7 separate regions of the Homo sapiens genome follow, and all the other regions are linked to region 1. A link is a contact called in ENCODE Hi-C or POLR2A ChIA-PET data. All regions are on one chromosome and are shown on one strand. The core of a region is the stretch at or near the end of the contact, and the rest is flanking DNA. Distances in the headings are between cores, read along the strand shown.

Region 1 (3,608 bases), core at 601-3,100:
TCTTCCACCCCCACTTCTCATCCCACCATTGTATCTGCTGTCTGTGGCTGACCAAAACATCATCATGTAGCACATGACTAGTGTGGCAAGTGCTCTGTTAGATGTAAGGCCATGATGCTAAAGCATCACAAGAGGGCATCTAACCCAGATTGGGGATGTCATGGAAGGCCGACATCCTGAGTTGAATCCTGCAAATGTAAAAACCAATAGGCAAAGAAGAGGAACAAAAAGGATTCCAGGACAAACTGAGGTCACATCTATGATCCTTGACTTTATTGTGTCTGTTTAAAGTATCTACAGTAACCTGTATCAACTTAGTCAGTGTATTAATACTAAATTTAGCTCCTTCAAAGCAGTTGGAACTATGTGCTACATAAATTTCAGCTTCACACAAGGAAGGGAAGGAGTGAAATTAGTGAACAGGCAGTTACAGCAAAAGAAAAAACATAAAAATTGAATAGCTGGCTCTGGTGAAATGAGCAAGGACTTTAGAGTCAAACTGGCCTGGATTTGAATCCTGATCCTCATTGCTTGTAGCTGTATGATCTGGACAAATGACAGTAACTGTTTCTAACCTTGATTTTCTCATCTGTAAGATGCCAATTGTAACTCCTAAGGATACTGAGGATTTTTTAAAATGCGTGTACAGTTCCTGACCAGTGGTTTGTGCCTAATAACTTATTACAAATTATTACCCAGTAAAAACCTTGAGACAAGAGTGAAAACGTAAAGCTAATTAATCCATTACTTGTTAGCAAGCAAACTACGTGCTTGAGAAAATTACTCAACTTTCATGTTTTACTTCCAGACAGTAGTTTGATTAAAAGAAAAAAAAAAATCACAGCCCAGGCATGTGGCTCACACCCTGGCACTTGGAGGCCGAGGTGGGAGCATAGCTTGAGCCTAGCAGTTTGAAACTAGCCTGGGCAACATAGATCCTATCTCTACAAAAAAAAAAAAAAAAAAAAAAAAAAAAATTGGCCCGGTGTGGTGGTGCATGCCTGTGGTCCCAGCTACTCAGGAGGCTGAGGCGAGAGGATCGCTTGAGCCAGGGAGGCTGAGGCTGCTGTGAGCCATGATCATGCCACTGCACTCCAGCCTGGACAACAGAGCAAGACCCTGTCTCAAAAAAAAAAAAAATCAGTAAAAAATATGCCGAAATAGCTTCAGAGTAATTATGAATTGCCTTCCAAAAACCACTGTTTTGCACTTGCCTGCAAGAATAGGAAAAACAAAAGGACTGTAAGGTGGCAGGATGGCAGAACCAAACAAGAGTAGTACACCTTGGAGTTTTTTCGAAATATGGGTTGGGTTTTTGGGCTCTTGGTTGATTTAAAATAAAATTTAAATGCCTTCAGCGTCTGTGATAGGTGCCAACATGAAGCTACCGAGTTCCAGAGAAAGAGGGGAGAGCTGATCACTCATCAGTGCTGCGAGACTATCAAAGGGCCCTTCAGGACCTATCTGTTCTTTGTGTGTAAAGAGTAACAATAAAAGAACACCAGTGTACCCACCGTATAGTTTAAAAATCAGGACTCAGCCTACTCTTTCCACTAACCGCGATCATGGTTTTCAAACGGAGGACCAACGGCGCTTTGCCACTGGGCCGCCAGCTGGGCCCTGCAGAGGGCCTACCAGACAATGAATCAGCTCCCTTGGAGAGGCGCCCGCGACCGCCCCACCAGCCCGAGAGCTAGAATTGAATCTGGGGGACCCCTGCGGCGCCGGGTCACGTGCCGTGGGCGCGCCACGCCTCCCCGAGGGCCGGGGGAGTCACGTGGGCGCGAGGCCCCGCCCCATCGCCCGGTCCGCGGCGAGGTGGGGCCTGGTGTTTGACCCGGAAGTGGCTGTGTTCAGCTGACAGCTGCTGATAAGGTGGCGGCGGCGAAGGCAGCGGCAGGTCGGGAGCAAGATGGCGCTGCGGCCAGGAGCTGGTTCTGGTGGCGGCGGGGCCGCGGGAGCTGGCGCGGGGTCCGCCGGGGGAGGCGGGTAGGTGTGAAGAGCCGGGCGGGAGCCCGCTGGCCTCCGCGGGGGCGGCGAGGGGCGCTTGGCAGTTATGGCAGTTTTCTCCAGCCCTGATCCTTTTCCTTGGAACTGGGCTGCGGGAGGAGGGTCATCCCCCAGGGACCCAGGCCGAAAGGGGCGTGTGGAGCCCAGGTGCTGGACGCTGGTGTTCCGGGATCAGTTGGGGGCGCCGGCCGCCTGGAATCGAGCGGGGAGCGAGCGCGCGCCCAGTGTGGGAGGGGAGAGAAGATGAGGGTCCTCTTGGGGTGGGGGGGGGCGGGGCAAATCAGGAACCGCGACTCCGCTCCTAGTCCTAGCTGCCTCTGAAGCGACCAGGGTCTTCCCTTTCCTTGGGCTTTCTAGACTTAACCGGATATGTTGGAGGGAGGGCTTTAAAAATCTGTTCACAAAGCTGGAGGACTGTTTCCAAGGGGGGTGTGTGTGTGGACTATTTGTCTCTTCCCCTTTTAGAGTGTCCTGTCCTCTTTATTTCCTTAACCCGCGACAAACAGCAGGAACATCTAAAGACCTCTGAATTAGTAATGGTCTTGAGATAGAGTTCTTGTCTTGTACACTAACTCTTAAGACTTGTCTGTCTTCTTTTTAAAAAGGCATTTAAAAACAAAGAAAGTGCACTGTTAAACAGCAGTTGCGCATTTATTAGAACAAAGCTTCCAGACTCAGCCCTTAAACAAATCTGCCCTCTGCCACATTTCAGCCAAGAACTGCCGTGGTTCTTATACCCAGAATGGTAAGGGAGATGTACGTTTTACAAGCTGACAGATTCGTTATCATTTAAGGAAATATTTTATTCTAGGAAGTTTTCACTCCACTTCTATAATGACCTAGTCTGATTTTGTTTTACTAACCAACACACAACAGCACACACATTTGGAGGTAAAAGTAGCTTTGCATCTTCAGTATCCTAAATTGTCTTTGGAAAACGAAGTGTTAGGTTTTTTTTTTATATGCAGTGTTTCAATTTCGGAGTCGTGAACACTACAAAAGTGTAAGGACCTTAAAGTTATCACCTCTTGCAGGTGCTTGTCAGGAAACGAGCAGTGGCTGTTCAATAAACCACCTGTGTGTAACCCCATTTTTCATTTCCTCTGCACATCTTTAACTTTAGATTTTTAAACTTTTTGCTTTCTCTTTTGTTCTCTCCGTTGTTTCATTAGAGGGTTTTTTAAAAAATAAATACTTCGTGTAAGCCAGTTTCTGGCTGGAGAAGAAACATATGTAATAATTCCCTTCTATTTGTTTTTTCTTTTTCTTTTGTCTTGTTTTTTTTTTTTTTTTTTTTTTTTTGAGAGGAAGTCTTGCTCTGTTGCCCAGGCCAGAGTGCGGCGGCGTGATCTCGACCCGCTGCAACCTCTGCCTCCTGGGTCCAAGCGATTCTCTTGCCTCAGCCTCGGAGCAGCTGGGATTACAGGTGCGCGCCACCATGCCCGGCTAATTTTGTTGATTGATCGATTGAGACAGAGTCTCGTTCTGTCACCCAGGCTAGAGTGCAGTGGCACGATGTCGGCTCACTGCAACCTCGACCTCCCGGGTTCAAGCGATTCTTCTGCCTCAGCCTCCCAAGTAGCTGGGATTACAGGCGT
Region 2 (3,608 bases), core at 614-3,113, 1.8 Mb before region 1:
GAGTGCGATGACACGATCTTGGCTCACTGCAACCTCCACTTCCCGGATTGAAGCGATTCTCCTGCCTCAGCCTCCCCAGTAGCTGGGATTACAGGCATGTGTCACCACACCCGGCTAATTTTTTGTATTTTTAGTAGAAATGGGGTTTCACCATTTTGGCCAGGCTGGTCTCGACCTCCTGATCTCAAGTACCTGCCTCAGCCTCCCAAAGGACATTGCTCTCTTATCTTCTAGAGTAGAACTTTTCCAATGGTGTCTCTCATCTGCATTTTCAGATGACAAATGATAACTTCTCATTCCATTCTGTAACCAGAAGTTAGTAAAGTTTATTTATAAGCTTTATAAAGTTAAAAATTTCCTAGCAACACTTAGTACAGACTTTTTTTTTTATTTGTATAGAGTTTCCATGATAAAGTGTAGTTGGGTATCTGGCATTGGTACTTAGGGCATAATAATTAATGAAAAAATTTTGAGCCCCTATGATTATAGTGACCAATCATATTTTCGGAACTCTAAATAAGATTAGCCTATCAAGCGCTAGGGTTGTGTTTTCATGTTTGTTTATTTGTCTGAGACAGAGTCTTGCTCTGCCACCCAGGCTGGAGTGCAGTAGCATGATCTCGGCTCACTGCAACCTCTGCCTCCCAGGTTCAAGCGCTTCTCCTGCTTCAGCCTCCTGAGTAGCTCCGCGACCAGCCGTGTTTTCATGTTTGTATTAGCAGCTCCAAATATACACATATTAGGACTCCACAGATGCTTACTAAGTGAAGAACACTTAGTTTGAGGATAGTAAAGGATACAGTTTTTTCTTTTTGAGACAGTCTCACTCTGTCACCCAGGTTGGAGTGCAGTGACGCGATCTCTGCTCACTGCAACTTTCGCTTCACGGGTTCCAGAGATTCTCCTGCTTCAGCCTCCCGAGTAGCTGGGATTACAGGAGCGCACCACCACACCTGGCTAATTTTTGTATTTTTCGTAGAGACGGAGTTTTACCATGTTAGCCAGGCTGGTCTCAAACTCCTGACCTGATGATCCACCTACCTTGGCCTCCCAAAGTGCTGGGATTACAGGCATGAGCCACTGCGCCTAGCCAGAAATAGTTTTGAAACTAAAAAAATGAGAAAAGGGGAATTAACTGTGCTATAGGCTCGCTTTGAACGTCATGTTACAATGCGCCACTATCTTTCTTAGGATGTAATTATTGCATCTAGTATCTCAGGTTAAACTTATCTTTCATAAGACACTCCTGATACCAATAGCCTTTGAAAATCTAGTCATGGCCGGGTGTGGTGGCTCATGCCTGTAATCCCAGCACTTTGGGAGGCCGAGGCGGGCGGACAGCGAGGTCAGGAGTTCGAGACCAGCCTGGCCAACACGGCGAAACCCCGTCTCTACTAAAAATAGCTGGGCGTGGTGGCGGGTGCCTGTAATCCCAGCTACTCGGGAGGCTGAGGCAGGAGAATCGCTTGAACCCGGGAGGCGGAGGTTGCAGTGAGCCGACATCGTGCCATTGCACTCCAGCCTGGGCGACAAGAGCAAGACTCCATCTCAAAAAAAAAAAAAAAAAAATTAAAAAAAAAAGAAAAGCTAGTCTTTCAGTACAGGGATCTGGAGATTTTAATTTGCGAGCTGTTTAACTGCTAAAATAAAAAAAAAATGGCGGTTTCCGCAGGGGAGCCGAAAGCTACCGGCCGGCAGGTTTAATATCCAGCGGCGCGAGGCCTGAGACAGCTCAGATCAAAGGGAAGACTGCGCTGAAAGAAATCTCGCGAGGCCGACGCATTGACCAATATTCGCGAGATTTCGATGCCCTGTCCTCTTCCTCTCTCTGGCAGGACCACGGTTTATCTCGCGAATTTTGGGAAGTTCCGTTGGGGAAGATGGCGGCGGCCTCGAGCACCCTTCTCTTCTTGCCGCCGGGGACTTCAGATTGATCCTTCCCGGGAAGAGTAGGGACTGCTGGTGCCCTGCGTCCCGGGATCCCGAGCCAACTTGTTTCCTCCGTTAGTGGTGGGGAAGGGCTTATCCTTTTGTGGCGGATCTAGCTTCTCCTCGCCTTCAGGATGAAAGCTCAGGGGGAAACCGAGGGTAAGTGACTGTAGGGGAAAGGAGGGGGCGGGACACAACTGGGGGAGCCAGTTTGTGAGAGGAGGTTCTTGCAGATGTCCCATGGGGGCCACTTTAGGGGCATAGAGTCCAGGAGAGGGAATGTGTATTAGTTTTAGATTGTCACTATACCCTCCTTGGTGATTATAGAGCTTCGACTTTAGGGCGATGGGGACTCTCAACTTCTGTGAAGATTTCATGCTCGACTAGGGCACTTTTGGCCTAAAGTGGTGGGAGACGGGGCAAATGAATACAAAATCAGCTTACATCTCGTTCCAGAAGAGACGCCTGAATAAATTTAGGGCTGTGTGTAAACGTACTGGAGACTATTTTGGCATCAATGAAATGATTAGGTCCTTATATTTATTAGCAGCCAGCAGTTCTCTACAATGTCAAGTGTTCAGATCCTGTGCCATTGTGTATTTTTAAAGTGCGCTGAATTTCGTTCTTTTATTGACCGAACTACGAACTGCAGAAAAACAACTTTTCTGTGGAACTTTACTAAGATTTTCTAAAGTTCCACACTCCGGCTAAGATGCTGCCTTAGCATTTTGGGCATAGTTCTGTTGATACAGTGAACTGTGTTATTGTTTATCTTCTCCAGTTTCCTCTGAGCTTTGCAGATTAGAGTCCTTGCCTGATTATTTTTGTATAGTTTCTGGCACGTAATAGTCGCTCAAAAAGTGTTGGAGCATCGAAGTACAGATATTTATCAGCAGGTTTCTCAAGAAAAACAAAGAGTGTGTTTTGGAGCAGAGGTCGAAAGGTGAGGCCGGGAGCAGTGACTCACACCTGTAATCCCAGCGCTTTGGGAGGCTGCGGCTGGAGGATCCCTGGAGCCCAGGAGTTCGCGACCAGCCTGGGCAACATACTGAGGCCCTGTCTCTACAAAAAAAATAAAAAAATTGCCGGGCACTGTGGCTCACGCGTGTAATCCCAGCACTTTGGGAGGTTGAGGCGGGTGGATCACCTGAGGTTGGGAGATCGAGACCAGCCTGACCAACATGGAGAAAACCCGTCTCTACTAGAAATACAAAATTAGCCGGGCGTGGTGGTGAATGCCTGTAATCCCAGCTACCTGGGAGGCTGAGGTGGGAGGATTGCTTCAACCCAGGAGGTGGAGGTTGTGGTGAGCCAAGACTGCGCCATTGCATTCCTACCTGGGCTACAAGAGCGAAACTTCGTCTCAAAAAAAAAAAAAAAAAAAAAAGGCCGGGTGTGGTGGCTCACTCCTGTAATCCCAGCACTTTGGGAGGCTGAGGTGGGCGGATCACCTGAGGTTAGGAGTTCAAGACCAGACTGGCTAACATGGTGAAACCCTTTCTCTACTAAAAATACAAAATTAGCCAGGCACAGTGGCATGCCTGCAATCCCAGCTACTTGGTAGGCTGAGGCAGGAGAATCACCCAAACCCGGGAGGTGGAGGTTGCAGTGAGCCAAGATAGTGCCACTGGACTCCAGTCTGGGCAACAAGAGCAAAACTCCGTCTCAAAAAAAAAAAA
Region 3 (3,608 bases), core at 332-2,831, 1.6 Mb before region 1:
GTGGTGGCTCACGTCGATAATCCCAGCACTCTGGGAGGCTGAGGTGGATGGATGACCTGAGGTCAGGAGTTTGAGACCAGCCTGACCAACATGATGAAACCCCATCTCTACTAAAGATACAAAAATTAGCTGGGTGTGGTGGCACGTGCCTTAGTCCCAGCTACTTGGGAGGCTGAGGAAGGAGAATCGCTTGAACCTGGGAGGCAGAGGTTGCGGTGAGCTGAGATCCTACCACTGCACTCCAGTCTGGGTGACAAAGTGAGACTCTGTCCCAAAAAAAATAAAATAAAATATAAAGAGTAAATTAGCTGGGTGTGGTGGTGCACACCTCTAATCCCAGCTACTCAGGAGGCTGAGGTGGGAGAATCACTTGAGCCTGGGAGCAGGGGTTGCAATGATCAGATGGCACCACTACACTCCAGCCTGGACAACAGAGCAAGACTGTCTAAAAAAAAAAAAAAAAGTCAACACAATTGTGTTATCATTAATCTGACGCAGGAGAAAAGAAGGAAGTAGGGTGAAGAGACAGATCCCAGGTACTCACGGGAGTTGGCATTGGCGATTTCATTGGTCTCATTGGGGTCTAACCAGACCTTCTTCTTGCCACAGCGGAGGACACTAGAGGCGAGCCTCTTCTGAAGCCTGAGCATACTAGACACACAGAAAACATGATTAGACTCTGAAAGCCAATCCTGGGCAAGAATGAACGTCCCCATCAAGACCTGCCCTTTGTGACCCACACCACAGCCGCGAAATAAGACTCTTCCCTAAATCATCTTTAAGGCTCTGGGCTATGCAGCTGGCCCCCTTGGGTTTAAGACTTCAAAACCCACGCTATGCCTTCACCTCTCGGAGCCTCATGTTCGCATTTCTCCTCTGGAAAGTCAAGCCAAGGACTTATTGGATTGAATAGGGGGGTTATGCCATTTCTGGTACTCAGCGTTTAAAGAATATTCGAGGTGAGTAGACCTGATTTCTAGTCTAGGAATGCAGGCAAGTTACTCTGTTTTCTGGGCTTATTTCCCTGTTTTATCACAGTAACAAGCCTCGTTCGGCTATTCGCAGAGATTTCCTTTATGAGAGGCCAAAGGAGTGAATGGAGTCAAGAGTTAGAGATCACCTCTCTCGGCAGTCGGAGGCCTGGGGCCTACACTAGGCTTGCCCTACATCACGTGAAAGCAGAGATCGGCTCCGCTCCGGGTGTGCCAAGCAAGAAAGGGCCCACGGCTTGGTCTTGTTCGCTCCGTTTGCTCTGCTCGCGTGGGTCGACCGGACACGTGTGCGGTGCGGCACCAGCCGGGGCAGACTTTTCCTGGTCTCAGTTGCTGCGACGCTCCCCGCCCCCCCTCACTCCGGAGGCCCGGGACGAAAGTGCTCCGGCCTACCCCAAACCCCGGGACCGGCCGCTTTAGGGCGGCCTCCATTTCATCTCCCCCAACCCCAGCTGCGGTCCCAAGACCGACAGTCCCTTGTCGACACGCGTCAGCGCCTGATGGAGACCAGCTCGCCCTCACCTCATGGCTGCGGCCGCAGCAGCGAAAGGAAAGAGCTCGCTCGGGCCCGGCTCCTCCCATTATCTGCGAAGGGGAGAGCCCAAACCCTGCTCCAATTTCGTCCGTATTCCTGTCCGGTTCTTTCATCTTCTGCCACACTAAACTCACTCATAGCCTCCATATAGGCCTGAAATGATAAAAGTCAAATATCAGAAATCGGTTTTAAACTTAAAAACATAAAAAAGTACCCCTTCCGTAGGGAAAGTGGTATAGTCCGACTTCCTACTAGACATGCGCAGCAAGGGTTCCCAATCACGTGGTTATCTGTAACCGGAAGTCAGCTGGATTGCGCAGGCGGAGTGAGAGAGGTTTTGCTAGAGTGGCCTGGTGTTTGCGGGCGTTCGGGGGGTTGTGGGTGGATGTTTTATTAGCTGAGAAAAAATCAGTTAAAGAAGCGAGAGAGAATGACAACAGATATCAGACAAAGGCGAACTCTTATTCACTCTTGTAGTAGATTGAAAACCCCTGGAGTGCAGAATCGATCACTAAAAGATGTTAGTGTTTTTACGCCACTGCGGGTCTTGCAAGCTCTTGGAGGGCGGGAACTAGTCTCAGTCTCATTTGGCTCACAACTGTACTGCGGCAGGCATGGATCCGCGATCGAACACACCTCAGAAATACCGCACTGGCTGAATGGATGAATGATTGCAGAAAGTAAAATTAAAAAAAAAAAAAATTGGGTTGGGCTCGATGGCTCATGCCTGTAATCCCAGCACTTTGGGAGGCCAAGGCAGGCGGATCACTTGAGGTCAGGAGTTCGAGACCAGCCTGGCCAACATGGTGAAACCCTGTCTCCACTAAAAATACAAAAATTAGCCGGGCGTAGCGGCGCGTGCTTGTAATTCCAGCTACTGGGGAGGCTGAGGCAGGAGAATCGCTTGAACCCAGGAGGCGGAGGTTGCAGTGAGCCGAGATTGCGCCACTGCACTCCAGCCTGGGCAACAGAGTGAGACTCCGTCTCAAAAAAAAAAAAAAAGCAGTCCTTTTCTTCTGATCTGGAACACCCAATGTAAAAATCCAAGAAGAACATTCTGGGGTTTAAGAAGTCTACATCTGAATTGAGGCTCCAACTCATGATTGGTTCCTGCTGATCACCCTATCCGTTTCATCTCAACTTTCCTGGCTGAGAAAGTAGAAGAGAGAGAAAGGGAAGCAACATTTATGCTACTTCCTCACAACAACACGATTAGCGTTGCCCTCATTTTACAGCTAAGGTAACAGATTCAGAACACAGATATTTCTGATTGCAAAGCCCATACTTTTGCGGTTATGCCAGCCTTTCTTGTCTCCAAGGGGCAGGTGGAAACCCTGCTCAGGGTTGGAACTCTCCTGGAACGTTTCTAATGGGCTTCATCTTCACTCACTGCTCCGCCTTCCCCAAGGTGTTGTGATCAGAGGAATGACAGACTGACCATTCACTTGCTATTAGAGTTGGGTGAGGAGGAGGAGTCCCATAGTCTCCTGTCCTGCGGAACACAGCAAGGTGGTGGCCTTATTGTAAGGTCACTTGACCTGGAGAGGGTCTTCTCCATCTCTCCTTTCTGTGGAGCAGGAGAAGGGGTGGAGTAGGAAGGGAATGGGTCCTCCTGTCATGAGTGACCCCTTCATTGAAACTTACAGCTTCTCCAAACACCCCAGCAATTCATTTAATTCTCCCTCATCCTCCCAATAATACCAGGTGACACAGACTCCACAGTACCAGCAACCCCATTTTATAGGAGAGGAGGAAACTGATGCTCAGAGAGGTGATTTGTCCGGGGCTATACAACCAGAAACAGCCTGAGCCAAATTGGCGCCAGAGTCTATTGCCCAGAATCTCCTATTCCTCTTCTCTCCACCAGTCATGGTGGGTGGCATCCAGATCTTGGATGTTTCTCCCTAAATCAGGGGTAAAGGTGGCGCAATTCTAGGTCAAAGGTCATGAGATCTGATTTTACCAGCTTCTCCTCTCTCAGCTCCATATTTCTTCCTCTTTTCTCATCCAAGAGCAGGGACCTCACCCAGCCCCATTCCTGGCCTTTTGGAAGAACAGGGGTTGGGGGGGCGGTGTATCCT
Region 4 (3,608 bases), core at 5-2,504, 1.4 Mb after region 1:
CTTTTAATTTTTTCCATGCCTAGAGTTGGCATGGCATATATATATCTTTATACAATTCTTCAAATTTTATAGAATTTGTATAATGTTTTATCTTGCTTTTTTTTTAACCACTGATGTTATAAGCATATTTATGCCACTTCATTCACGTTAGAGACTTAATAATAAAGGATCTTGTGGATAATTTATCATTCCCTGATAGAGAAAAATTTAGCTTTGCTTATTTTAGAGTTATAAATGATGCTGGGTCAGGTATCTTTATGTTTGAAGATGGCTCCATATTTGGGTTGTTTCCACAGAACTCTTTCCCAGAAATGCTTTTTCTAGGTTAATGGCTACACATATTTCTAGGCACCTGACATACTGACACCCACCTCTAAAGTATTTTTATGATCCACAACTAGCGTTTAACACAGCGCCCCAGTCACTCCGAGACTAATAAATAGACAAATGACTGAAACGTGACCTCATGCTTTCTATTCCTCCAGCTTTCATTGAGTTCCTTTCCTCTGGGAGGACTGGGGGTTGTCTAGCCCTCCACAGCATCAGCCCATTGACCCTATCCTTGTGGTTATAGCAGCTGAGGAAGCAGAATTACAGCTCTGTGGGAAGGAATGGGGCTGGAGAGTTCATGCATAGACCAATTCTTTTTTTTTTTTTTTTTTGAGATGGAGTTTCACTTTTGTTGCCCAGGCTGGAGTGCAATGGCATGATCTCAGCTCACCACAGCCCCCACCTCCTGGGTTCAAGCGATTCTCCTGCCCTCAGCCTCCCGAGTAGCTGGGATTACAGGCATGTGCCACCACGCCTGACTACTTTTGTATTTTTAGTAGAGATGGAGTTTCTCTTTCTTGGTCAGGTTGGTCTCAAACTCCTGACCTCAGGTGATCTGCAGCCTCGGCCTCCCAAAGTGTTGGGATTACAGGTGTGAGCGACCATGCCTGGCTGCATAGACCAGTTCTTATGAGAAGGGATCAACTAAGAATAGCCTTGGGTTGACACACACCCCTCTTCACACTCACAGGAGAAACCCCATGAAGCTAGAACCAGTCATGAGTTGAGAGCTGAGAGTTAGAGAGTAGCTCAGAGATGCTATTCTTGGATATCCTGAGCCCCTGTGGTCACCAGGGACCCTGAGTTGTGCAACACTCAGCATGACAGCATCACTACACTTAAAAATTTCCCTCCTCACCCCCAGATTCCATTTCCCCATCCGCCAGGGCTGCCTATAAAGAGGAGAGATGGCTTCAGACATCAGAAGGACGCAGGCAGCAAAGAGTAGTCAGTCCCTTCTTGGCTCTGCTGACACTCGAGCCCACATTCCATCACCTGCTCCCAATCATGCAGGTCTCCACTGCTGCCCTTGCCGTCCTCCTCTGCACCATGGCTCTCTGCAACCAGGTCCTCTCTGCACCACGTGAGTCCATGTTGTTGTTGTGGGTATCACCACTCTCTGGCCATGGTTAGACCACATCAGTCTTTTTTTGTGGCCTGAGAGCCCCGAAGAGAAAAGAAGGAAGTTCTTAAAGCGCTGCCAAACACCTTGGTCTTTTTCTTCACAACTTTTATTTTTATCTCTAGAAGGGGTCTTAGCCCTCCTAGTCTCCAGGTATGAGAATCTAGGCAGGGGCAGGGGAGTTACAGTCCCTTGTACAGATAGAAAAACAGGGTTCAAAACGAATCAGTTTGCAAGAGGCAGAATCCAGGGCTGCTTACTTCCCAGTGGGGTCTGTTCTTCACTCTCCAGCTCACCCTAGGTCTCCCAGGAGCCCTGTCCCTTGGATGTCTTATGAGAGATGTCCAGGGCTTCTCTTGGGCTGGGGTATGACTTCTTGAACCGACAAAATTCCATGAAGAGAGCTAAGAGAACAGTCCATTCAGGTATCTGGATCACATAGAGAAACAGAGAACCCACTATGAAGAGTCAAGGGGAAAGAGGAATATAGACAGAAACAAAGAGACATTTCTCTGCAAAACCCCCCAAATGCCTTGCAGTCACTTGGTCTGAGCAAGCCTGCCCTCCTCAACCACTCAGGGATCAGAAGCTGCCTGGCCTTTTCTTCTGAGCTGTGACTCGGGCTTATTCTCTCCTTTCTCCGCAGTTGCTGCTGACACGCCGACCGCCTGCTGCTTCAGCTACACCTCCCGACAGATTCCACAGAATTTCATAGCTGACTACTTTGAGACGAGCAGCCAGTGCTCCAAGCCCAGTGTCATGTAAGTGCCAGTCTTCCTGCTCACCTCTAGGGAGGTAGGGAGTGTCAGGGTGGGGGCAGAAACAGGCCAGAAGGCCATCCTGGAAAGGCCCAGCCTTCAGGAGCCTATCGGGGATACAGGACGCAGGGCACTGAGGTGTGACCTGACTTGGGGCTGGAGTGAGGTGGGTGTTACAGAGTCAGGAAGGGCTGCCCCAGGCCAGAGGAAAGGGACAGGAAGAAGGAGGCAGCAGGACACTCTGAGGGCCCCCTTGCCTGGAGTCACTGAGAGAAGCTCTCTAGACGGAGATAGGCAGGGGGCCCCTGAGAGAGGAGCAGGCCTTGAGCTGCCCAGGACAGAGAGCAGGATGTCAGGGCCATGGTGGGCCCAGGATTCCCCGGCTGGATTCCCCAGTGCTTAACTCTTCCTCCCTTCTCCACAGCTTCCTAACCAAGAGAGGCCGGCAGGTCTGTGCTGACCCCAGTGAGGAGTGGGTCCAGAAATACGTCAGTGACCTGGAGCTGAGTGCCTGAGGGGTCCAGAAGCTTCGAGGCCCAGCGACCTCAGTGGGCCCAGTGGGGAGGAGCAGGAGCCTGAGCCTTGGGAACATGCGTGTGACCTCCACAGCTACCTCTTCTATGGACTGGTTATTGCCAAACAGCCACACTGTGGGACTCTTCTTAACTTAAATTTTAATTTATTTATACTATTTAGTTTTTATAATTTATTTTTGATTTCACAGTGTGTTTGTGATTGTTTGCTCTGAGAGTTCCCCCTGTCCCCTCCACCTTCCCTCACAGTGTGTCTGGTGACAACCGAGTGGCTGTCATCGGCCTGTGTAGGCAGTCATGGCACCAAAGCCACCAGACTGACAAATGTGTATCAGATGCTTTTGTTCAGGGCTGTGATCGGCCTGGGGAAATAATAAAGATGTTCTTTTAAACGGTAAACCAGTATTGAGTTTGGTTTTGTTTTTCTGGCAAATCAAAATCACTGGTTAAGAGGAATCATAGGCAAAGATTAGGAAGAGGTGAAATGGAGGGAAATTGGGAGAGATGGGGAGCGCTGCGACAGAGTTATCCACTTCACAAAATTCTGGAACATTGAAACTACGAATATGTTATAACTCAAATCGTAATATGCACGCTCTAGGAGAATTAACTACTTGAATGGCCACCATTAAGCAGAGTATTCTGTAGGGCATATTCATGATGAATCAAGCTCTTAATAGCAATTATTTACATTGTTGAGGCTTACTCCTCCTACTGAGTGCTTTTTATACATTGTTCATTTAATCTTACCAATGCAATAGTACAGCTTAGGTACTATTAATACCTCCACTTGACAGAAAAGTAACCCAGGGCTCAGAAAGGTTAGACAACTTGGCTGAGGTTACACAGCACGTAAACGGTCAA
Region 5 (3,608 bases), core at 296-2,795, 1.2 Mb before region 1:
AGCGGTGAGTCAGTAGCAGGAGCGTGCGGATCAGCGATCCGCAACACCTACGACCGCGTCTTCCTCAAAGAGCTATTTATCTATATACATTTTTGAGACGGAGTCTAGCTCTGTCGCCCAGGCTGGAGTGCAGTAGCGCGATCTCGGCTCACTGCCGCCTCTGCCTTCTGGGTTCAAGCGATTCTCCTGCCTCAGCCTCCGGAGTAGCTGGGATTACAGGCGCCCGCCACCACGCCCAGCTAATTTTTGTATTTTTAGTAGAGACGGAGTTTCCCTGTGTTGGCCAGGCTAGTCTCGATCTCCTGACCTCGTGATCCACCCGCCTCGGCCTCCCAAAGTGCTGGGATTACAAGCGTGAGCCACAAGGCCCGGCCACTATTTATATTTTACACTTGATCTTGGCCAAAAGGCCGAGAAGCGATACTATTTATATTTTTATAATACATATCCCCATCTAACATACTACATACTGCAATTACTTATTATATCTTTTGTTTAGTGTCTAATATCCTCCTCCACCTGCACCCCAGCAGAATGTAAGCTCCATAAGGAAAAGAATGTTGATCTATTTTGTTCTCTGATGTAATCCGCTGTACGCCCTGGACAGAACCTGCTGTAAAGTAGGAGCTCAATAAGTATGTGAATTAATGTATCGTGGGAAGGAAAGAACCCAGAGAATAAGGGGCGGCTGAAGCTGTGAAAGGAGCAATTAGGCCTGGCGCGGGGGCTCACGCCTGTAATCCCAGCACTTTGAGGGACCAAGGCGGGCAGATCACTTGAGATCAGAAGTTCGAGACCAGCCTGGCCAATAACATGGCGAAACCCCGTCTCTACTAAAAATACAAAAATTAGCCCAGCGTTGTGGCGGGCGCCTGTGGTCTCAGGTACTCTGAGGCTGAGACAGAGAATTGCTTGAACCCGGAAGACGGAGGTTGCAGTGAGCTGAGATCTCGCCACTATACTCCAGCCTGGGCGACAGAGTGAGACTCGGTCTCAAAAAAAGAAAAAAAGAGTGTGTGTTGGGGGGGACGGGTCAATAAATAGAGCAATACTGTATATGTAAAATACAGAATGGTATGATACCAAGAACACATAGATGGAATGATCTGCAGCACTTCTCAACTGTATTACATTCAACGAAACCGTTTAGAGCTTGTTCTCCCTCCCTCCCCCACTTTCTTTGTTCCTTGGGGAACCCCCACACGGCACAAACCGTGTTTTAATTCCTATTCTCTAGTGTGCAGATAAGTGCCTGGCACTATTAAGTGGTCAAAAGAGGTCGTGAGCAAGTTAACAAATCACTGTTTCCATGTCCCTAACTACTCTTAAGCTCGTAGAGAAGATACTTCCTATCTCTTGCGCTTCTACCTCAACTCCCACTTCGCAGAGAGGGCTAAAAGCGACGTCGTAAACTTATTACGTAATAAGGCAGCGCCCAGAGGCGGAAGAGGCCGGTTTTTGCTCCGGCCACGTGAGGAGGGTGGGCGGGGCGTTAAAGTTCATATCCCAGTGTCCTTTGAATCGACTTCCTTTTTTCTTTTTTCCGGCGTTCAAGATGTCGAAGCGAGGTGAGGTTTTGTTTCTGGAGGATCCTCCACCATCTGTCGTGCAGTGGCTGGCGGATTCGTCAGGAGCGGTGGCCCTAGGCAGCTGGGGCGCTTTGCTCTCCTTCAGGCCGGAGAGAGAGAGCCAGGCCACCGCGAGAGCACTGCCAGGGCCCTCGAAAGTGGCAGTGGGGTGCTGGAGAGTTGAGATGGCAGGATCCCGACGTGAATGTAGTCTGGATACCGCGAGATCGCTCCGCGAATAGGGCTATCGTAATGGGGTTGAAGTTAGACTGGATTAGGCCCTGGTTTGCGCGACCTCTGCGGTTTTATGCCTTGCAGGAGTAATTGCGTTTTGCGAAAGTTAGAGCAAGGGTTGAGTCGTCTAGGTTTCTTAATTTCGATGTCAGAGTGTTAATAGTAAGAAATAGGCTACTTTCCGTGAGAATCGGGTGGCACATGGGGACGGCATAAGTAAAATCCGAGCGAGCTAATCTATAGCGTACAGTCTATCAAAGCATGTGCGGTGAATTACAGCTTGAGTATGAGGGGGAACTCCGAACCATGTCTAGATTGTGATCTCTTTATCCTGTTTCCCTTCCCTTTATATCCACAGGACGTGGTGGGTCCTCTGGTGCGAAATTCCGGATTTCCTTGGGTCTTCCGGTAGGAGCTGTAATCAATTGTGCTGACAACACAGGTGAGGTCTTTGCACGTTGCTATACTCCCCCTTTTAAAAGCACTCAATGGGCCTGTGGCTAATGACCTATTGAGCCGTCAAGAAAGGGGAGAGTGAAAACATCGCTTTTGGGTGAAGTGGCAACATGTGTTGTTTGCTTCAATCGGTGGTGTGACAAGGCGTTCTTGCGGACTAACTGCTTGGGCAGTGAGTGGAGGGAGGGGCTTTGGAAGTGTTTGGGAAATGTTATACTGATGGAACGGCCTGATGGCCCTCAACATTTTTTATTTTTATTTACATTCTTTTGTAGGAGCCAAAAACCTGTATATCATCTCCGTGAAGGGGATCAAGGGACGGCTGAACAGACTTCCCGCTGCTGGTGTGGGTGACATGGTGATGGCCACAGTCAAGAAAGGCAAACCAGAGCTCAGAAAAAAGGGTGAGTAAACACTGAGCCCACCTTAATACTGATGAGTAGTGGGGGGACGCTTTCCTTTATTGGAAAATGGATCAGTTTTCAAGGCCTCAAGTTTGTTTTCCATTGAGAGGCAGTGTGAGATAAGTATCTTAAGTTTTTGCTCATATTGTGTTGGAGGGGGGACCATCATCTTGTCACTTCCATACCTTAGTTGTTTTTTTGTTGTTGTTTTTGTTTTGTTTTGTTTTGTTTTTTGAGATGGAGTCTCTCTCTGTCGCCCAGCCCATACTGGAGTGCAATGGCACGATCTTGGCTCACTGCAACCTCCGCCTCCTGGGCTCTCAAAAAAAAATATATTACAAAACGAAAACAAGCTGCCCGTTGCTTATTTTATTATTTGTTTTTGAGATGGAGTCTCACTTGTTGCCCAGGCTGGAGTGCAGTGGCACATATCTGTTCACTGCAACCTCCACCTCCCGGGCTCAAGAGATTGTCCTGCCTCAGCCTCCCGAGTAGCTGGGATCATAGGTGTGCACCACCACACCCGGCTAATTGCTCATTACTTAATCTCAGGCTCCCCACTCAAAATTTTTCCTGTCAGGTGTATGATTTAAAGGGGGAGGCCTCAAAATACTTGCAGCTTGTGTCCTGTCTGGCTTTAGAACTTCTGGTGTTTGGTGCATTTTAACTTCAGCGCTTGCACTTTTTTCCTGTGCCTGCCTAATCTGTCTCTACCCTGGGATGTCTTGCTCTTCTAAAGAGTTCCTGGCCATCCCTTGATTTACAAATGTGATGTTGATTTGTCAGCCCTGTATTACAGTTACTCCTATTCCTGTATCCACCCCACGATGCTGTCCAGTAGATTTTTAGCCTTTGGGTTAGAAATTGTTTTTTGTTCACCATTAATATCCATTTGAGGGCTGGGTAGCACTGTGATTGTGATTCAGCAATTGCATGGGCTTTTTCC
Region 6 (3,608 bases), core at 520-3,019, 1.1 Mb before region 1:
GAGAACATTTTCTTTTATTCTTTCTTTTTTTATTTTGTTTGAGACAGAGTCTCGCTCTGTTGCCCAGGCTAGAGTGCAGTGGCACAATTTCAGCTCACTGCAACGTCCGTCTGTCAGGTTCAAGCAATTCTCCAGCCTCAGCCTCCCGAGTAGCTGGGATTACAGGTGCCCACCACCCAGCCTGGCTAATTTTTGTATTTTTAGTAGAGACAGCGTTTCACCATGTTGGCCAGGCTGGTCTGGAACTCCTGATCTCAAGATATCCGCCCACCTCAGCCTCCCAAAGTGTTGGGATTACAGGTGTGAGCCACCGCGCCCAGCCGAAATGAGAACATTTTCTGACAGGCATCCACCCACGCTTGTGAGCTAGTCTCTCCACCTTCTAGGAAACAAATCCAGGACCTGCTGCTCCTCAGGCACCAGTACCCTGCAGGACCTGCCCCCTGTGACCACGTATTCCCTCCTGAAAACCTATCACCGTTCTTTTCCTCTCTTATTCTTCTCTGGCTTCTCTTCGCCCCTCACTGCTAAATGTAACGTTCAGCTCTCAAACTGCCGCTCATTATTTCCCTCCCTACAGACTTTGTCTCTCCAGAATCTGCTCCCATAGATTTGGCACATTGCCAATGCTTCCCCAACCCTGAGATGTAATAACAAAACCCCAACTGCTTGCAAGATGTTTCTATTGGGCTTGTCTTGTCTGCTCAAAATTGTTGTCAAAATCAAAGTCAGGCCAGGTGTGGTGGCTCATGCCTGTAATCCCAGCACTTTGGGAGGCTGAGGCAGGTGGATCACTTGAGGTCAGGAGTTCGAAACTAGCCTGGCCAACATGGTGAAACCCTGTCTCTACTAAAAATACAAAAATTAGCCAGGCATGGTGGTGCGCGCCTGTAGTCCCAGCTACTTAGGAGGCTGAGGCACGAGAATCGCTTGAGCCTGGGAGGTGGAGGTTGCAGTGAGCTGAGATCATGCCACTGAGCTCCAGCCTGGGTGACAGAGCAAGTCCCTGTCTAAAAAAAAAAAAAAGAAAGGGAAGGACATGTTTTTTGGAGGCGGCAAAGTCTCAAACTCACTGGTGGTGTGTGGTAGATGACTGACACCTTGGCCGGTCAAGACGCCGGGGTTGGATGGTCCAAGAAGAGGCCTGGGTGTGGGCGGGGACCCTTGAAACTTACACTGTCTGGACGTCAGTGGCGAGCCCGGCCAGACCGATGTACAGCCGGTCACCCATGGGAAAGATCTTCTGGAAGTCCGTGGTCACCATCTGGGCCTGGATCCCGAAGCGCCTGTCTGCAGCGATGGCCACACAGTTCTTCCCCTTCATGGCCATGACGGCCCCTCCGTTATAGGACATAATAGACTAGGACAGACAGAGCGGAGGGGTCAGCGCGGGGGGTCAAACGCTGCCACAGCCCCCGGCCCAGCTCCTGATGCGGAGGCTCCTGTACGCCCGTTCTCCATTCCGGAGGCGTCTGAACCCCTGGTTCTCCAGCTGGGATGAGCACTGTGTGGCGGCAATGAGCCGCACTCACCCTCTTGGTCCTCACCGGGGCCCGCTCCCCTCGAACTGAAACCGCTTCCTTCCATCGACCCTAGGCCCTTTTCGTCCCCAAGCCTCTCCTGACCCCCTCCGCTTCTCAATCCTTCCCCATGCCCCTTTGCTTTAACTCCCCATCTCACCATGATTGCGGTGTACTAGGATCCCTCGATCGCCAGAGCAATTCCAGTAAACCGGGTCTAGCCTTCACTGCGCAACCGCTCTCACTGCTGTCTCTTCATTGGCTGATAGGCGGACTCTTCCTGGACATCTGGGCTTTCTATTGGTCACACGTCCCTGTCGGTCACCAGTACAGGTAGTTTGGTTGCAAAGTCAAAACGGAGGCGGGAAAAGCGGAAGTGAAAAGTCACTGTGGCTGCGGAAGAGACTTGCGACACGGTGCATAGTGGGATCTCGGCGGACCTGGACTCGGGACCTCAGGGACTGGGGGCGGAGCCTGCGCGCACGTGGGCTGGTGAAACTGGGTTTAGGAAGCTGCGGCCCCAGCTGAAGGGGCACCGTGACGCTTATCAACGTGATGTATGAGTTCGTCGTATTAGTCGTGCTAGCTTATTTATTCACTCCAGAAATCCTGCGTTTACTGTGTACCAGGCACTTGCCTAGGCTCGGAATATTCACTGGCCCACAACAGTGCCTAGTATATAGGAGGCGCCCATTAAATGGAAATTTAATGATGCAGGTGGGAAGGGGAAGGCGTCGCGTGTAGGCGTCGCGGGTATTTTGCGGCTGCAGGGGTTCAGCTGTGAAAGGGAGTTTGGAAGCCGAAGCTTGTTCTGATTTGGGGGACTTCCTGCGGCCCGACTTCACGTATCCTCAATCTCAGGTCACCCTAAAAAGGGACGTTCCGCGCCTCTCCACGTTTGAGGTAGAACCTGAGGATAGCCAGAGTCGACCTCTCGCCGTTCCAATGGAGGAAGGGCGTGCACGTCCCGCGTCCTCTCCTCCCAAGCTCTTTCGCCTCCCTCCCCCATCAGGATCCTTCCCTTTCTCCCCCGGGTTCCACTTATTTCGCCCGATGGCGGCATCTCTTACGGCGTCTGCGCCGTCCAGGCTCGCTCCCATTGACTCGGCTCACTACTACGCCGGTAGTCGACTCGGTCTCTGTGGCGCAATCGGTTAGCGCGTTCGGCTGTTAACCGAAAGGTTGGTGGTTCGAGCCCACCCAGGGACGCTATGACCTTTTTTTTTTTTTTTTTTGTCTTTTGGGTTTTTTTTTTCTCCCCGGAAGATAAAAACCTAAGCCTTTTACTCAAAAGCCAAATTTTGCATTGAAATGGCAGCAGCAATACTTTTTCTAGGAGAATCACTGTTCTTGAAAATTCTTTGCTGCTCAGTCAATAATGGGATAATTTCTCCAGCACTTCCCTCCACACCCCCCCAACCCGCCTCCAAGCTAGATCGCAGGAAACCTAAAGACACAGGTTTTTGTCTCACTGTGCATGCAACACGTTTCAGGATGCATTTTTTCATAGGATTAAGAATGAATTTACAGTGGAGGTTCGACAGTTTTCTATTGTCTGCCTCAATCGATATTACAGTCTCCAAATACTACATTTGGAAGGGAAGAGAATGAGAGAGACACAGAGAGAGAAACAAGTATGAAGAGAAACAAAGGTGAGAAAGGGAGAACATTGTTGTGATACAGGGAAAGAAGGGACGTGACAGAACTAGGCAGGGTGGGTAGGGGAAGACCTCAAGACAATGGAGAGTGGGAAAATAGACGCATTTAATATTAGAAGCATCAGAAAAAAAGGAAAACAACACATTTTTTCCCCCTAGAACTACACAGGGAGGTGGGGGAGGAAGATGGGGAAATAGAAGGAGAAACTGACTAAGGACCTTGTTTGGGGGAGATAAAAGGTATAAAGGACACAGAGGTAAAGACGTTCCGGAAAGCTCTAGAGGAGCCGCCCTCTCCTGTCTCGTCACCATTTTTAAAGGGATCTGATCCTCGCAATAGCTCTTGGTATATGCTGGAGGTAATTGCCTAGATTTCCCGCGTTCCTGTCCTCTGCGAGTCTCTGGCTTGTGACAGCCACTGTGACTCTTC
Region 7 (3,608 bases), core at 398-2,897, 1.1 Mb after region 1:
GGTGATCCACCCACCTTGGCATCCCAAAGTGCTGGGATTACAGGCATGAGCCACTGCGCCCAGCCTGTATGCACTAGGTTTTAAAAAGTGCCCAATATATAAACTCAAATGAGGATGTTGGGTACAGTCTCATTGCTGAGATTCTAAAAGCTAAAAAAAAAAGTTCTATATATTGGTACAAGAGTGGAAATAAGCTGAAAGAATCTACATCAAGCTTTTTTTTTTTTTTTTTTTGAGACAGTCTTGCTGTCTCCCAGGCTGGAGTGCAGTGGTACGATCCTGGCTCACTGCAACCTCCTCCTCCCAGGCTCAAGCGATCTTCCCACCTCTGCTTCCTGAGTAGCTGGGACCACTGGCACAGGCCACCACGCCTGGCTTTGTTTGTTTATAGAGACGGGGTTTCGCTATGTTGCCCAGGCTGGTCTCAAACTCCTGAGCTCAAATGATCCGCCCGCCTCGGCCTCCCAAAGTGCTGGGATTACAGGCGTGACCCACCGCGCCCCACCTACATCAAACTTTTTTTTTTCTTTTTTTTTCCAGACTGAGTCTGGCTCTGTAGCCCAGGCTGGAGTGCAGTGGTGCGATTTCGGCTCACTACAACCTCCGCCTCCCGGGTTCAAGCGATTCTCCTGCCTCAGCCTCCTGAGTAGCTGGGATTACAGGCGCGCACCTCGCCCGCCTAATTTTTGTATTTTTAGTAGAGACGGAGTTTCACCATGTTGGCCAGGCTGGTCTCGAACTCCTGGGCTCAGGTGATCCACCCGCCTTGGCCTCTCAAAGTGCCGGGACCACAGGCGTGAGCCACCGCGCCCGGCCAGGTCACTTCTTTTTAACTGTACAAAAGTGTGTTCACATCATACACAGAACTTACTTGGTTCTTTTTTTCTCTTAACAAATCAAGGACGTCTCCTTGTATTGTACATGGACTTACCTCTTTGTTTCTAACAAGACATTATTTACACGAGTGAAAATACTGTTAAAGTTAGCGCAGTTTCAGCCAAATGGTGAGGGGCTACATCAGAATACTGAGGAAGAAACTGCTAGGGTAGACCTCGGTGGGAAAAGCAATCGGAAACTATTTCTAAGCAAAAAAGAGTAACACGCAGAAGGAGAAGCGGGGTAGAAGAAAGGCTACTGACCAAAACCCTGAGAGCGATTACAGGCAGGGACAACAGAGGGAACTGTCCGACACACAGAGACACCAGGGACCAAGTCAGAGGAAGCAAGGTTCCTGCAGAACCCGCGGAGACCCGAGGCGGGAAAGGAAGCGCAGCCCAAGGGTCCACGCCCCCAAGACGGAGGCTGGACGTGGGGGCTGCCCCGTGCGCAGTGGTACGAGGGCTGGCGGGGACGGGGCTCACCTTTGTGCTTCCGGAAGCAGACTACCGAGCAGCTGTAACAACAGAGGCCACAGGCCGCGTCAGCCCCGAGGGTCCCCGGCCCCTCCAGCAGCCCGCCCGCTCCCGCCCGGCCTCCCGGCCTCCCGCCCTCCCGCCATGGCCGGACACCCGCGCCCCTGGACCCCGCGACCTCCCCGCTCACTAGGGCACGCGGCAGGCTGGACAGCGGTATTTGGGCTTCTCCAAGCAGATCACGCAGACGACGGTGCTACATTTGAGCGACGCCATGGTTTTGTGGAAGGAGACTGTTCACTGCGCCGCCGCGCGCCTCTCACGCAGCCGCGCCCGCGTGCACGCCCCTTTTTCCGTTTCCTAAACGGGGACCAATCAGCGCTCAGCAGGTAGGCAAAAGCAATGGACTGATCCTGCTCACTGTTCCAGCCCTCGTACTTAGAGCGTCGATACACTCGATGCGCATCTATTAGCTGCGTCCCAGGTTTTCCTTGATTAGATCACAGCGTCGAAGAACTTGTTATGTAGCCCAGTCCCTGTCCCTATGCGGCCGTGTGGCTTGGAGCAAGCCATCGACACTGTCCAGGTGTGTTGCCCCGCATGTAAAAAAGAAAACAATACATGGAACTAAACGTCCTTTACTTTCTGGCTGGGACTTCCTGAATCTTGCAGGGACATTGGGGTTCATCCGCCCATCTCATCTGCTTATTCTTGGCAAAGGACAAGTCCAGACATTGGGCGAACCAGAATCGGTTGGATCACGCAGTAGACAGGAACCTGCCCTTCCCAACCTAGACCATTTTTCACTGGGGAAAGAAAGATGAGCCTGAACAGTGGCAAATGTTTGAGCTCCAACTGTGAGCCCTTCCGGGCTGGGGACCCCCCGGGGTCTTCTAATGAAGAAGTCGTCTCTGTCCCCTGGGAACTAAATGCTTAGAGTGAAAGTAGGACGGGGAAACGGGGAGGAAAGAGACTCACTCTTAGAGTCCTGCCGTCGCTACCCTGCACCTGCACGCCCCTGAGACTGAGTGCTTCTTAAATTTTGCACTCTAGGCTCCTCACACCTCCCCCTAGTCCCGGAAGCTAATTGACCAGGAAGCAGGCCAGTGACCACTAGTCCCAAGACGGGGATCCCAGGCAGATGAGTCTGGATAGATGGGCTATGATGGGACTTGAATGCCACCACAAACTTTAGGTTTAGAAAAAGTAATGTTTTTTGTTGTTTGTTTTTTAAGGAAATTTGCTTGCAGCTAGGCATGGCCCAGCCTTACCTTAGCTCCCATCCTACCTGCACTGGGCCCTCCCAGGGCCATAAATCACCCTTACTCCCAAGTGCCTCCTCTTCTGTGTTGGCCGTTCAGCCTTCAGGGTCCCTCTTCAATAAAGGTGTCTGCAGGGATGTATCTGCAACAACCGAGGCAGTGGTTTGAACCTTGGCTCAACCCCCTCCCTGGCTGTGTGACCTGGAGGGGTTGGTTACCCCCTCTGAGCTCCCTCATCTATTAAAGTGGATGTTTGGGCCTACTTTCCTGAGCTGTTGTAAAGCAGAGAGGAGACCATGTGCAAAAGTTTTGTAATCAGAAGTGCTACCTGATATCTAGAAAGAGTCTTAACTCTCATGGATCTCCGTCTGGACCGCATGAACATAGGTCCCAGGCCCCAAGCCATGCTCTCCAAAACAGTTCTGCCGCCTGCTTCTTGAGTGGGAGGTGAGTAATTATCCTTCCTTTGGGCGTGGCGACCCAGTCCAGTCCTCAGTGCTGAAGCTGCTGGGCCCTCTGGCCACCTGCCTGTCCTGCTTGCAGCTGCCCCAGCCTCCAACTTCTGCCCAGGACCCAGCTTAGAATCCAAAACGGGTCCACACAGGCCCAGTAACCCGCAGCGTTCCTCATATTGTTCAACAGTTGTACCACTGATGATTTGAACTTGAAGCATCCCAGAAAGTCCAAGCTTACCTGGGAAGGCCAGAGAAGGCCAGTGACTTGTCCAGGGCCATATTTAAATCCTGTGCCAAGTCGGGCATGGTCGCATCAGCCTGTAGTCCCAGCTACTTAGAAAGTTGAGGCTGGAGGCTCACTTGAGCCCAGGAGTTCAAGGCTGCAGTGAGCTATGATTGTGCCACTGCATTCCAGCCTGGATGACAGAGAGAGAGAGACCCCGTCTTAAAGACGAAAAATTTAGGCCAGGCGCAGTGGCTCACGCCTGTGATCCCAGCACTTTGGGAGGCCAAAGCAGGCAGATCACTTGAGGCCAGGA

What was found. A loop is a pair of places that touch in the nucleus more often than their neighbours do. ChIA-PET counts read pairs that join two places held with the same protein, here RNA polymerase II (POLR2A). Pooled maps may share reads with other maps.
Region 2: a loop to region 1 is called in a pooled map, with 5 times the contacts of the local background. The contact joins the promoter of MED1 here to the promoter of SYNRG in region 1. A Hi-C loop is called at or near these places in 8 of 50 pooled maps. POLR2A ChIA-PET finds 5 or more read pairs at or near these places in 2 of 52 experiments (HEK293 and activated B cell).
Region 3: a loop to region 1 is called in a map with no recorded cell type, with 14 times the contacts of the local background. The contact joins the promoter of RPL19 here to the promoter of SYNRG in region 1. A Hi-C loop is called at or near these places in 1 of 37 single-sample maps with no recorded cell type and 4 of 50 pooled maps. POLR2A ChIA-PET finds 5 or more read pairs at or near these places in 1 of 52 experiments (activated T-cell).
Region 4: a loop to region 1 is called in a pooled map, with 8 times the contacts of the local background. The contact joins the promoter of CCL3L3 here to the promoter of SYNRG in region 1. A Hi-C loop is called at or near these places in 2 of 37 single-sample maps with no recorded cell type and 2 of 50 pooled maps.
Region 5: a pooled map shows a loop between it and region 1 (9-fold over the local background). The contact joins the promoter of RPL23 here to the promoter of SYNRG in region 1. A Hi-C loop is called at or near these places in 1 of 37 single-sample maps with no recorded cell type and 7 of 50 pooled maps. POLR2A ChIA-PET finds 5 or more read pairs at or near these places in 1 of 52 experiments (HepG2).
Region 6: a loop to region 1 is called in a pooled map, with 9 times the contacts of the local background. The contact joins the promoter of PSMB3 here to the promoter of SYNRG in region 1. A Hi-C loop is called at or near these places in 2 of 37 single-sample maps with no recorded cell type and 9 of 50 pooled maps.
Region 7: a map of naive thymus-derived CD4-positive, alpha-beta T cell shows a loop between it and region 1 (9-fold over the local background). The contact joins the promoter of ZNHIT3 here to the promoter of SYNRG in region 1. A Hi-C loop is called at or near these places in 2 of 168 maps with a recorded cell type or tissue (breast epithelium and naive thymus-derived CD4-positive, alpha-beta T cell) and 8 of 50 pooled maps.

Annotation. Positions count from the first base shown.
Region 1 is chr17:37,607,660-37,611,267 of GRCh38, reverse strand. SYNRG (synergin gamma) reads left to right here and starts at 1,850. Exons shown (of 22, transcript NM_007247.6): 1 at 1,850-1,989. The coding sequence starts at 1,913. DDX52 (DExD-box helicase 52) reads left to right here. Exons shown (of 15, transcript NM_007010.5): 15 at 1-1,529.
Region 2 is chr17:39,449,518-39,453,125 of GRCh38, reverse strand. It overlaps MED1 (mediator complex subunit 1), which reads left to right and starts at 1,863. Exons shown (of 17, transcript NM_004774.4): 1 at 1,863-2,088. The coding sequence starts at 2,064.
Region 3 is chr17:39,198,256-39,201,863 of GRCh38, reverse strand. It overlaps RPL19 (ribosomal protein L19), which reads right to left and starts at 1,581. Exons shown (of 6, transcript NM_000981.4): 1 at 1,515-1,581; 2 at 545-651. The coding sequence starts at 1,519. LOC124903996 (a long non-coding RNA gene) reads left to right here and starts at 650. Exons shown (of 2, transcript XR_007065745.1): 1 at 650-959; 2 at 1,066-1,709.
Region 4 is chr17:36,194,404-36,198,011 of GRCh38, reverse strand. CCL3L3 (C-C motif chemokine ligand 3 like 3) reads left to right here and starts at 1,254. Exons shown (of 3, transcript NM_001001437.4): 1 at 1,254-1,414; 2 at 2,100-2,214; 3 at 2,636-3,143. The coding sequence starts at 1,339. The coding sequence ends at 2,726. It overlaps LOC128966706 (a long non-coding RNA gene), which reads right to left. Exons shown (of 2, transcript XR_008485584.1): 2 at 1,545-1,882.
Region 5 is chr17:38,851,658-38,855,265 of GRCh38, reverse strand. It overlaps RPL23 (ribosomal protein L23), which reads left to right and starts at 1,545. Exons shown (of 5, transcript NM_000978.4): 1 at 1,545-1,568; 2 at 2,161-2,244; 3 at 2,534-2,662. The coding sequence starts at 1,556. SNORA21 (small nucleolar RNA, H/ACA box 21) reads left to right here and starts at 2,271; the gene lies at 2,271-2,403. It overlaps SNORA21B (small nucleolar RNA, H/ACA box 21B), which reads left to right and starts at 3,608; the gene lies at 3,608. It also overlaps the pseudogene RPS20P35. RefSeq lists enhancers at 1,292-1,401, 1,125-1,908, 1,399-2,598, 1,909-2,692.
Region 6 is chr17:38,750,902-38,754,509 of GRCh38, reverse strand. PSMB3 (proteasome 20S subunit beta 3) reads right to left here and starts at 1,769. Exons shown (of 6, transcript NM_002795.4): 1 at 1,681-1,769; 2 at 1,176-1,360. The coding sequence starts at 1,683. It overlaps TRN-GTT2-5 (tRNA-Asn (anticodon GTT) 2-5), which reads left to right and starts at 2,656; the gene lies at 2,656-2,729. LOC100287808 (a long non-coding RNA gene) reads right to left here. Exons shown (of 1, transcript NR_149004.1): 1 at 2,758-3,608.
Region 7 is chr17:36,484,720-36,488,327 of GRCh38, reverse strand. It overlaps ZNHIT3 (zinc finger HIT-type containing 3), which reads right to left and starts at 1,647. Exons shown (of 5, transcript NM_004773.4): 1 at 1,543-1,647; 2 at 1,362-1,393. The coding sequence starts at 1,628. LOC105371749 (a long non-coding RNA gene) reads left to right here and starts at 1,649. Exons shown (of 3, transcript XR_934710.4): 1 at 1,649-1,741. RefSeq lists an enhancer at 993-1,926.